Linked DNA regions of Homo sapiens: region 2 is linked to region 1. The links are chromatin loops, found by intact Hi-C in ENCODE. Cell type or tissue: PC-9. All regions are shown on one strand. Each heading gives the region's core, and the rest is flanking DNA. Links, peaks and the distances in the headings are about the cores only.

Region 1 (4,224 bases), core at 1-4,000:
GGAATGAAGGAACTTTAAAAGGTTGGGGGAATATCACATTGGAACTGTTAAATGACATGCAAACAGGATCTGTGAGAATGGTTTTGATTCTGCTCTGTGTCCTGGTAGGAGACACTAAATAGATCAGGCTCACTACCAATTAGCATCATCTTAATCTTGCCTAATAGTGAAGCAAAGTCACCAAGGATTTGGTGGATTTATCAGCTCCTCCCACAATAGTCATCTGAGGCTAACACCTCTTGGAACCTAGATCGAAAGTCCTTTGGTAATGATGTGTCATACATTCTAGTCATCAAAGACACCATTTTCTGGGCCTGAAGTGTTCTGCTGGTTTTTGGAGGAATGAGAATCCAATCTCTCATAAGCCGGATTCAGAAAATAGGTCATCGATGTGAGTTGCAGTTATTTTCCTTCCAGCTTTCTTCTGTGCTTGCTTTAGATTGTTTTTCTGCAAAGGGCAGATGCAGCTGCCCTGGCTGGTGGGCAGTGGAGGGGGATGACAGCCACTCTGGCTTTGGGCCTCTGTCTGACATCACCCAGATTCCTGGGTCCTCTCAGTTAGCATTTGCCTTTTGTCTGGGTGGTTAAATTTCTCTTGAAGGAGTAGGATAAACACCCTCTTGAGTATTGCTTTTTACACAGACACACACCACACACACACACACACACACACACACATACACACAGCATAGTTCATAGTCACTTGATTTGCCACCTGCAGTTTATAATAGAATGGACCTGTGGGATTATAAACCACTTTATTTCTGCACAGAATTTCTCAGCTTGAGGCCAAATTGAAGGGCATTAGTCATCAGTAATTTGCAGATGTTTTTAATGTTTTTCACCCAAGAGAGGTTTCAGGCAGCTAAAGCTAAGATAAATTTCCTCATGCTTTGGTGGGGAAATGAAAAATCTGATCATTTAGTTAATCATTTGTAAGAGCTGTGGGTATGTATTGTTCCTTAGTGACTGCAATATCATGACAGATTTGTTAATTTGGTAACATGACAATGTAAACAATAGTAGATAAATTCCATTATGCCATGATTCTTTTCTTCCTCTCAGTAATTTTGTATATTCAAGGTTTAAAATCCATAGAACATTAGAGATGGAACTTAGAGATCAACCTAGAGATCATTGGATTCCTCTACCAAGCTCTGTCAAATGCCAGTCCTGAGTGTCTCCCCTGGAGCATCAGGATAAATAGCTAATGCATGGGGGGCTTAATAGGTGCAGCCAACCCACCATAGCACATGTTTATCTGTGTAACAAACCTGCACGTCCTGCACATGTAACCTGGAACTTAAAATAAAATAAAATTTAAAGAAAGGAAAAGAGTACATAATCAGTGGAACCATAAAGGTCAGTTCTAGTGGGAAAATTAGGAAAGGCCTCCTAGAAGAGAAGACATTTGAGCTATACTTGAACAGGCCCTATCTAGCAGCATCCAGATAGGTGGTTTGTGAAGAAGCCAGTTCCTACTCTTACGTCTTTACCATGGTTATGGTTTGAATGTCCCCTCCAAAGATCATGTTGAAATTTAATTGCCATTGTGAGAAGAAATGGGACCTTTAAGAGGTGACTAGGTCATGAGGGCTCTGCCCTTATGAATGGATTAATGCTGTTATTGTGGGAGACGGCTCCTAGTAAAAGGATAGGTTCAGTCTCCTTTTTCTCTCTCTTGAGCTCTCACTCTCTTGCCCTGTCTCACTATGTGAGACCTTCCACCATGTTATGATGCAGCAAGAAGGCCCTCACCAGATGTGGCCCCTTGATCTTGGACTTCCCAGCCTCCAGAACCATGAGCCAAATAAACTTCTATTGTTTATAAATGATGCAGTCTGTGGTATTCTGTTACAGCAGCAGAAAATGGACTAACACAACTATTATGCACTTGCTTATGTATTGGTTTGGAATTATTCTCTAATTTACTCACGCTTGTATGGTATGTGTTTCCTTATTCTGTGTATCTCTGGGTGTTATATTTAATATTTGTACAGATTTCCTCTGACATTTCACAGTTCAGGTTTCCGATTTCTTCTTTCTAAAATCTATTCTCTAGATTTGAAAGCATTCTATGATTTGTGATTCATATATACCATACTATAACATCTAGAAAAAATATTCTGAATAGCATACTGAGCAATGGAAATCTTCATCATGAATTTTCTAATGAGTATAAAATGTTGCTGGGCAAGTTTCTATTTAAATCATGCTCGCTAGGCTTGACTAACTGCAGACATTCACAGGGTGCATGCTGCAGAGTGCTTTACTTTCAACAAGGTAAGGCTGTACCTCCGTTAGGGACTAATTCAGGGTATTCAACAAGGGATCAGACTAGACCAATTTGGGGTTGTTAAGGAACTAAAACTAGCTCACGAGAAACTCAAATCAGCTCATGAAAAGAGGGGCTGCTTGGAAGAATGCAGTAGGAAATTTCATGGGTTACAAGGACAGACAGCAAAGCTTAGCAGGCCTCAGAGGGCCAAGATGTAGAATTCACAGTGAACCCACTCACTAATCCTCTTTGTCTCACTCTCTCAAGCATGGTCCTTTCAGTTTCTTATTTCTCTGTTTTCTTTTTCTTCTCAGGATGAGCCTCTGTTTCATATGGTTTCTGCTATCCTCTGACTTCAGCACACATTTGGGTCATAATAGTCTCCTCTGTAGAGATCTCTTATATGTTTTTTTAAAAAATATTTATTTTAAAAAGTAGAATAACATATGCACTAGCAAAAAACATGACTAAAAATGTGTAATAATTTTAAAAAGCATATAAATTTCTCTCTTTTCCAAACTCTCTGATTTTTACCACCTCTCCCTAAAGTTTAAGAGTTTCCTGTGTAGCCTTCTGGAAAAATGTATATAAGGATATACACATACATAGAGACATACACACAAATATACACATAAAATGACTAGAAATGCAAATATTCTTTGTATTTACACAAAAATTGTCCTCTCTATACACTATTCAACACTTTTAAAACAAATCTTAATTGTATATTTGGCATTCTTTCCATATTAATTGGCAGAAAATTTACCTTTTTTCTTTTTGGTGGTTACCTGTGGCTACATTGTATTTAATTTTATGTAACTATTATGATTTATTAGATAATCTCTCCATGATGATGGGCCTCTAGGTTGTATCTGGTTTTCTACTGAAAATAATACTATAGTGAACAATCTTGTATGTCTATCTACTTCAAGTTTAATAGAGTTTTAGCTCTTACATCTGTTTAATGATTAAAGTTAATTTTTATATGTGGTGTAAGGATAAAGATTCTTTTTTTCTTTTTGCATATTGCTCTACAATTGTTTTAGCACTGTTGAAAAGTTTTCCTTTCTAGTATGTAGAAATATAATTGAATTTAAAATATTGACCTTGTTTGTATCCTGTAATTCTGATAAACTCACTAATTAGTTCTAGTAATGTTTTTATAAATTCCATCAGTTTTTTAAATAGATAATCATGTAATCTTCAAATTAAGCCCATTTTACTTCTTCCCTTCTAATCTGGATTTTTAAATTTTCTTTTTCTTGACTTATTATTCTGGCTTCACCACAGTATTCAATATAAATGATGAGAGCAGACATCCTTGGCTTCTGATCTTAAGGTGAAAGCATTCGGTTTTTCACCATTAAGTGTGGTGTTAACTTCAGGTTTTTCCTAGATTCCTGTATCAGATGAAGAAGTTCCTTTCACTTTCTAGTCTGTTGAGAGATTTTTGTTGTTGTTTTTAAATTTTGAATAAATGTTGAATTTTTTGTGAATGCTTTTTCTGCATCGATCGAGATGATGGTTTTTCTTTTATGTTCTGTTAATATAAATCTAAGTGTGCTTTTTTTGATTATATATGTAAAGTAAATGCCTACCAGTAGAATTACAGAGACAAAGGGAATGGGCATTTGGTAGATTTTGACTAATAATTCCTCACAAAGATTGTTTACGCTTTCGCTCATGTTGTCTCAGAGTGCTTATTTCTCTTAACACTATTATCAAACTTCTAAAAATCTTGACAGTGTGATAGGAGACAAATGGTATCTCATTAGTTTGATTTGCCGTTTAAAATTTACTAGTGAGATTTAGCATCTTTTATACATTTAAATTTTTTGAGTCTTTTTCTTTTTTATTGTATATACTCTTGATAGAAAATTAGCTCCTGATACAAACCTTCTTTTCTATTTATTTTTTGGAAAAATGTTAGTACTTACAACAATTCT
Region 2 (4,540 bases), core at 257-4,256, 57 kb before region 1:
CCCCAAACTGTGCACAGCCATTCCAGAACAAAGCAGATGCCAAGGGGCCTGACAGAATTGAGCTGTGCTGGAAGCACACAACCATGCAACCATTCACTGAGAAATTCTACCCAGGACCCAGGCAGCCAGGTTTTCATCCAGCTCTTCTGCAAAGGATAGCAAAGAATCAAATAAAGGAGTCTTCATTATTAAATTCTATTGTATGGACCCCAAATAGGCTTAAAAGATGTCTCTTTGATAGGCAGGTCCCTGAGGAAGAGCTACCACGGAGCATGATGAGGGGTTTCTGCCAAGTTGGGAAGGTGTCCTAGAAGGCAACAATTCTGTCCATCTGTCCATCCATCCATCCATCCACCCATCCACCTATCCGTCTGTCCATCCATCCATCCACCCGCCCACCCATCCATCTGTCCATCCGTCCGTCCATCCATCCATCCATTCGTTCTTTCATTCATTCAACCAATGAATATTTCTTTAGTAGCTACTATGTGCCTAGAGACCCAGGACACTGAGCTGGAGATGAAGTGGGAAGACAATGCCCCAATAATAAAAGAGAAAACTTCTGTCCTCATAGGGTGAATAGGGAAAATCTTTACTTTTCCTGTCATTGAGGAAATATATAGCCCTTAAGATCTTTGTAAATATAGAATCTAGACTCTTCTGAAAGAAAAAAACCTTTCTTTCCTTTCACTCTAGGAAAAGAAAAATAAAGAAACATGAGCTGACATTCATTAGAATCCACTAAAAGGTGGAATTTCACTTTGACATTGAGCTTTAGAACCAGCACACCACAGACCCCAGAGTGATTCCACACTTTTCTATGCCCTCTGTCTTGAGCTTGTAAAAATAGGTCAGGTAAGTGTGAAATGCCCAGAGGCTGTAAAAGGCTGGAAAGAAGCTCACAGGCCAGCCTACCTGGGGACAGAGGATTAGGATGTGAGTGTGTGTTCCAGGACAAGAGCACCTGTCTCCCCAGAGGGCCCCTCACAGCCTGAGGAGGGCCATTTGCCTGAGCAATGTCCCAGTGCAAGGAATGGTTGGGTGCCTCTGCAGTCTTACGCCAGGAGACTTTGGGGGAACAGGAGCAGCAGGGCTCTTCCTGAGCCAGTGTGCAGGCTTCTGGGGACAGTTGAGATTTCTGCTGTATAAGGAATTAAATGGTTGGCACCTCACTCACCCATTGAAAATGCGCCCCAAGATGATACTGAAATGTTGGGCTGGGGGTTTCTCCTGGTACAGAAAAATCCAGTGACTAGATGGTGCACTGCAGGGAGAGGCAGCAGAGGAAGAAGCCCTGTCTGGAAGCCATTTCTGCAGGATGGAAGTGTGGTGTCTCGTAGCCCGACGTCTCCTGGAGGGCAGGGACCCCACTCACAGCCAAACTTATGGACCAGAGTTCCCTCAGGGATGGGGAAGTCCTCATTCTTTTAGTAATTCTCTATAAGGAGTAAGGAAATTGTGAGGGTGCCTTCTTCTGCCCCTCCCTCCCCCTCCTCCCCTGGCTCTTCTGCCTCCTGCCACAGTCATTGGCAAGTCTTTCCCTGAGGTATTTCAAGAATTGCTAATCCAAGTGACTGGTTCCATTTCCAACCCAGCTGATACCCATGACGTTTTGGAGCGAGTGAAGCACACCTGAAGCCTAGTCCCCTTGTGAGGTTCCTACTGCCCACCAGTGTAGGACATGGCCAGGAATGACAAAACAAGCCAGCAAATCACCAAAGAGGCCAAAATCGATGTCACAAAATGTTTCACTTGTTTTATTTATTTATACCCAACCTATTTTCAGAAAAAGCCTCAGAGTAACTTTAATTTATTCACATGTAAAATCTCCATTTGGAACCCATTTACACTAACTTTACACATAATTCTAATAAGTTTTCTAAGCTCTTAAATATAAAAAGCAGCAAATAATTAAATGTGGGAGAAGCTACTACAGACAGATAAACTGATAACAGCAGGAAATGACAAGTGCCAACAAGAGGGGAGACAGAAAAACTGAAATAGTCCCCAGAACTCAAAACCAACAGCCTGGGCCCATTTAGTGTGGGGTTAAATAACCCTTAGACTCTTACACCTAATCTAGACTGGGCCACTTATTGATATTTTCAGTGATGACCCCAAGTCTCTAAGAGGAGGTAAAATTATGTTCACTTTAAGGAAGTTGAAATGTATTTGTTTAGAAAGATTTTTGTCTTAAGTCACTAAAATTTTTAAGTTTTGTGTATACATGATTGAATTTTCAAGTACTTGGAGACTTAGTCATCTAGAATGACTCACAGCATGAAGTTCAAACAAGCCTGGGTAGCAGGTTTTCAGTGTGAACACAGGTGTGTTTGGGGTTTTAATCAGTTGACTCTTGGTACAAATTATACTTCCCATCTTGAAAGGGGTAATTTGGGGCTCAACATAGACCTTCCTTGCTATTAATGCAAATAGCATTAATATGATTCACACAGCAGTGAATCAGAACCACAAGGACCAAATGTTTCACCTGGAATCTATACAGGCATATAAACAAGTGACCAAATGGATTTGGTGCCTCCCCAAATTAAAAAGAGAATTTGGAAATATAACTCAAGGTGTTTTGTCTAAATTCCAAGGCTGTCAAAATTTTTATTTTTGATTTGGTTGGTTACATCCTAAACCCCTGGAACTGGGTGGCTGTAGGGTACAGCAGCCACTAGTCTTTGGCTGCCAAGAATCTCCCTTGTTACTTGGAAGAAATCCTGGTGGAAAGATGGGCTGTACTTCTCCCTACAGAAGCCAGAGGGGCCCAAGTATCTCTCCTAGCACGGAAAGAATGCGGCCATGTGACCCAGGATTGGCCTTGGCCTTTGAATCCACAGGAAGTAGTAGTTGTTCATGACATCTATACTATTTTAATAAGATAGACTGGGAGTGTCAGAGTAGGGGGAAATGACTGCCCTTGGAAAAAAAAAAGGATCCTGCAGGACAGACTTTGATGTGTGTGTGTCGCATGTGTGTAGTATGCGGTGTGTGTGTATGTGTGCATGCATGAACGTGCTTGTGTTTGCTTGACAGAAGGATTTCTAGTGTCATACCTTGGGGTATGGGTGGTGAGACAAAGCAAATAGAGACAGTGGGACCAGAAGAGACTCTGTATCTGCCCTAATATTGATATACTATGGTAAGACAAGGGCTGGGCCCAGTGACACAAAAGGCAAACATATTTAACAATAACAATTAAGATATCTTATATTTTTAACACTTCGTATGTCCCAAGTCCTGTGCTAAGGAATTAGCATGAATTATCTCAATTAATACTCATTAACATATGTGATGTAGCCTGTTTATACCCCCATTTCACAGCATCAGTCATGACTGTTTTATTGCCTAATTCAGGGGTCATTTTTAAGTCCTCATTCTGATGTTTAACCTCTCCTTTGGATGTTTGCCTACTTTGTTTTCCAGGACACCATATTATTCTTGTTCCTGCTTTCTGGTCATTGCTCTATTTTCTCTGTGGTCTACACTCTGCTCTCATCATGTATGTGGGGTTCCATCCTAAGCCTTCACACTCTCTGTAAATGATCCCATAATTTATAGTACCACCTATACATTAATGATGCTCAAGAATAGTAAATGTCAGTTACTATTCTTGAATGGTTTCTATGTTCCAGGTTTTTTTCTAAGTAGTTTAGATGTAATAGTTCACTTGACGTTCAACATCATGAGGTAATTCCTATTATCATTCTGATTTTATAGATGAAGAAACTGAGGTACTGAGGCTCCTCATGGTCACAAGCTACCAAGTGGTGGAGACAGAATTCTAACCAGGTGGTTCATCTCAAGAGCTTGAGTAAAGGACCCAAGGTTGAGGGCCTTCTTTAAGAAAAAGAACACAAAATTACAAATGAAAATTAAGTAGAAAAGTGAATATTAAGAATGGGAATAGAAATCATAACACATTATAAATTTGAAATTGCTAATAGAGGTTTCCACTTTTGGTTAAGATGGAATAACAGACCACGTTTACATCTTACCTGAAACAGCCAAAAACAACATCCAAAAAAGTGAAAAGAATATATAATCCAGTGATTTTTCAAGACAGTGGTTATCAAGTTACAAAGGACAGTGATCACAAAGAAATAAGAAACAAATAAAATAAATCTTATAATTACTCTTACTTTATTGAGCATTTCCAGGCTGTAGAGCAAAGAAGAAAATTCCAAATGGAACCTGGTGTACTCCTTGAATTGAACAGGCTGAACTGAGAGTCTGTGAAGTCCAAAGCAGCTAGAGTTCATAGATGGACTGCTGGGGAGGAAAGAGCTCCACAGAGAAGGAATTCCAGAGATCTGCAGAGGGCTGCCCTTGTGTATTGGCAGAGTACTAATCAGTGCATGTGTATGAGAAAACTACACAGGGCCAAAGAAAGAATCACCCAAAAGGATATCTAGTGTTTGTACAGGGCCAAGAATAGTATTTCTTTCTACCAGCCATATTGGAAACCATCAGAATTCTCAAAGCATTAGGTAGAATACTCAGAAATGTATAGTCTCTGTGGTGGGAAGTAGTT

What was found. Hi-C counts contacts between places; a loop is a spot of excess contacts. Peaks named below come from ENCODE experiments on the same cell type or tissue, not always from the same donor. Only the 100,000 strongest peaks of a DNase experiment are listed, where the experiment ranks them.
Region 2: it touches region 1 in a loop (2.8-fold over the local background); 2 of 110 quality-filtered maps call a loop at or near these places.

The regions. Positions count from the first base shown.
Region 1 is chr2:170,177,899-170,182,122 of GRCh38, forward strand. MYO3B (myosin IIIB) reads left to right here and starts at 249. Exons shown (of 35, transcript NM_138995.5): 1 at 249-391. The coding sequence starts at 390. RefSeq lists an enhancer at 2,431-2,660. In PC-9, for the core only: no CTCF peak of the experiment used is centred there; a DNase peak (open chromatin) is centred at 2,203; H3K4me3 peaks cover 420 bases.
Region 2 is chr2:170,121,021-170,125,560 of GRCh38, forward strand. No RefSeq gene overlaps it. Among named protein-coding and RNA genes, the nearest start is that of MYO3B, 55 kb to the right of the region's middle. In PC-9, for the core only: no CTCF peak of the experiment used is centred there; DNase peaks (open chromatin) are centred at 861, 2,341 and 2,811; H3K4me3 peaks cover 622 bases; H3K27ac peaks cover 3,872 bases.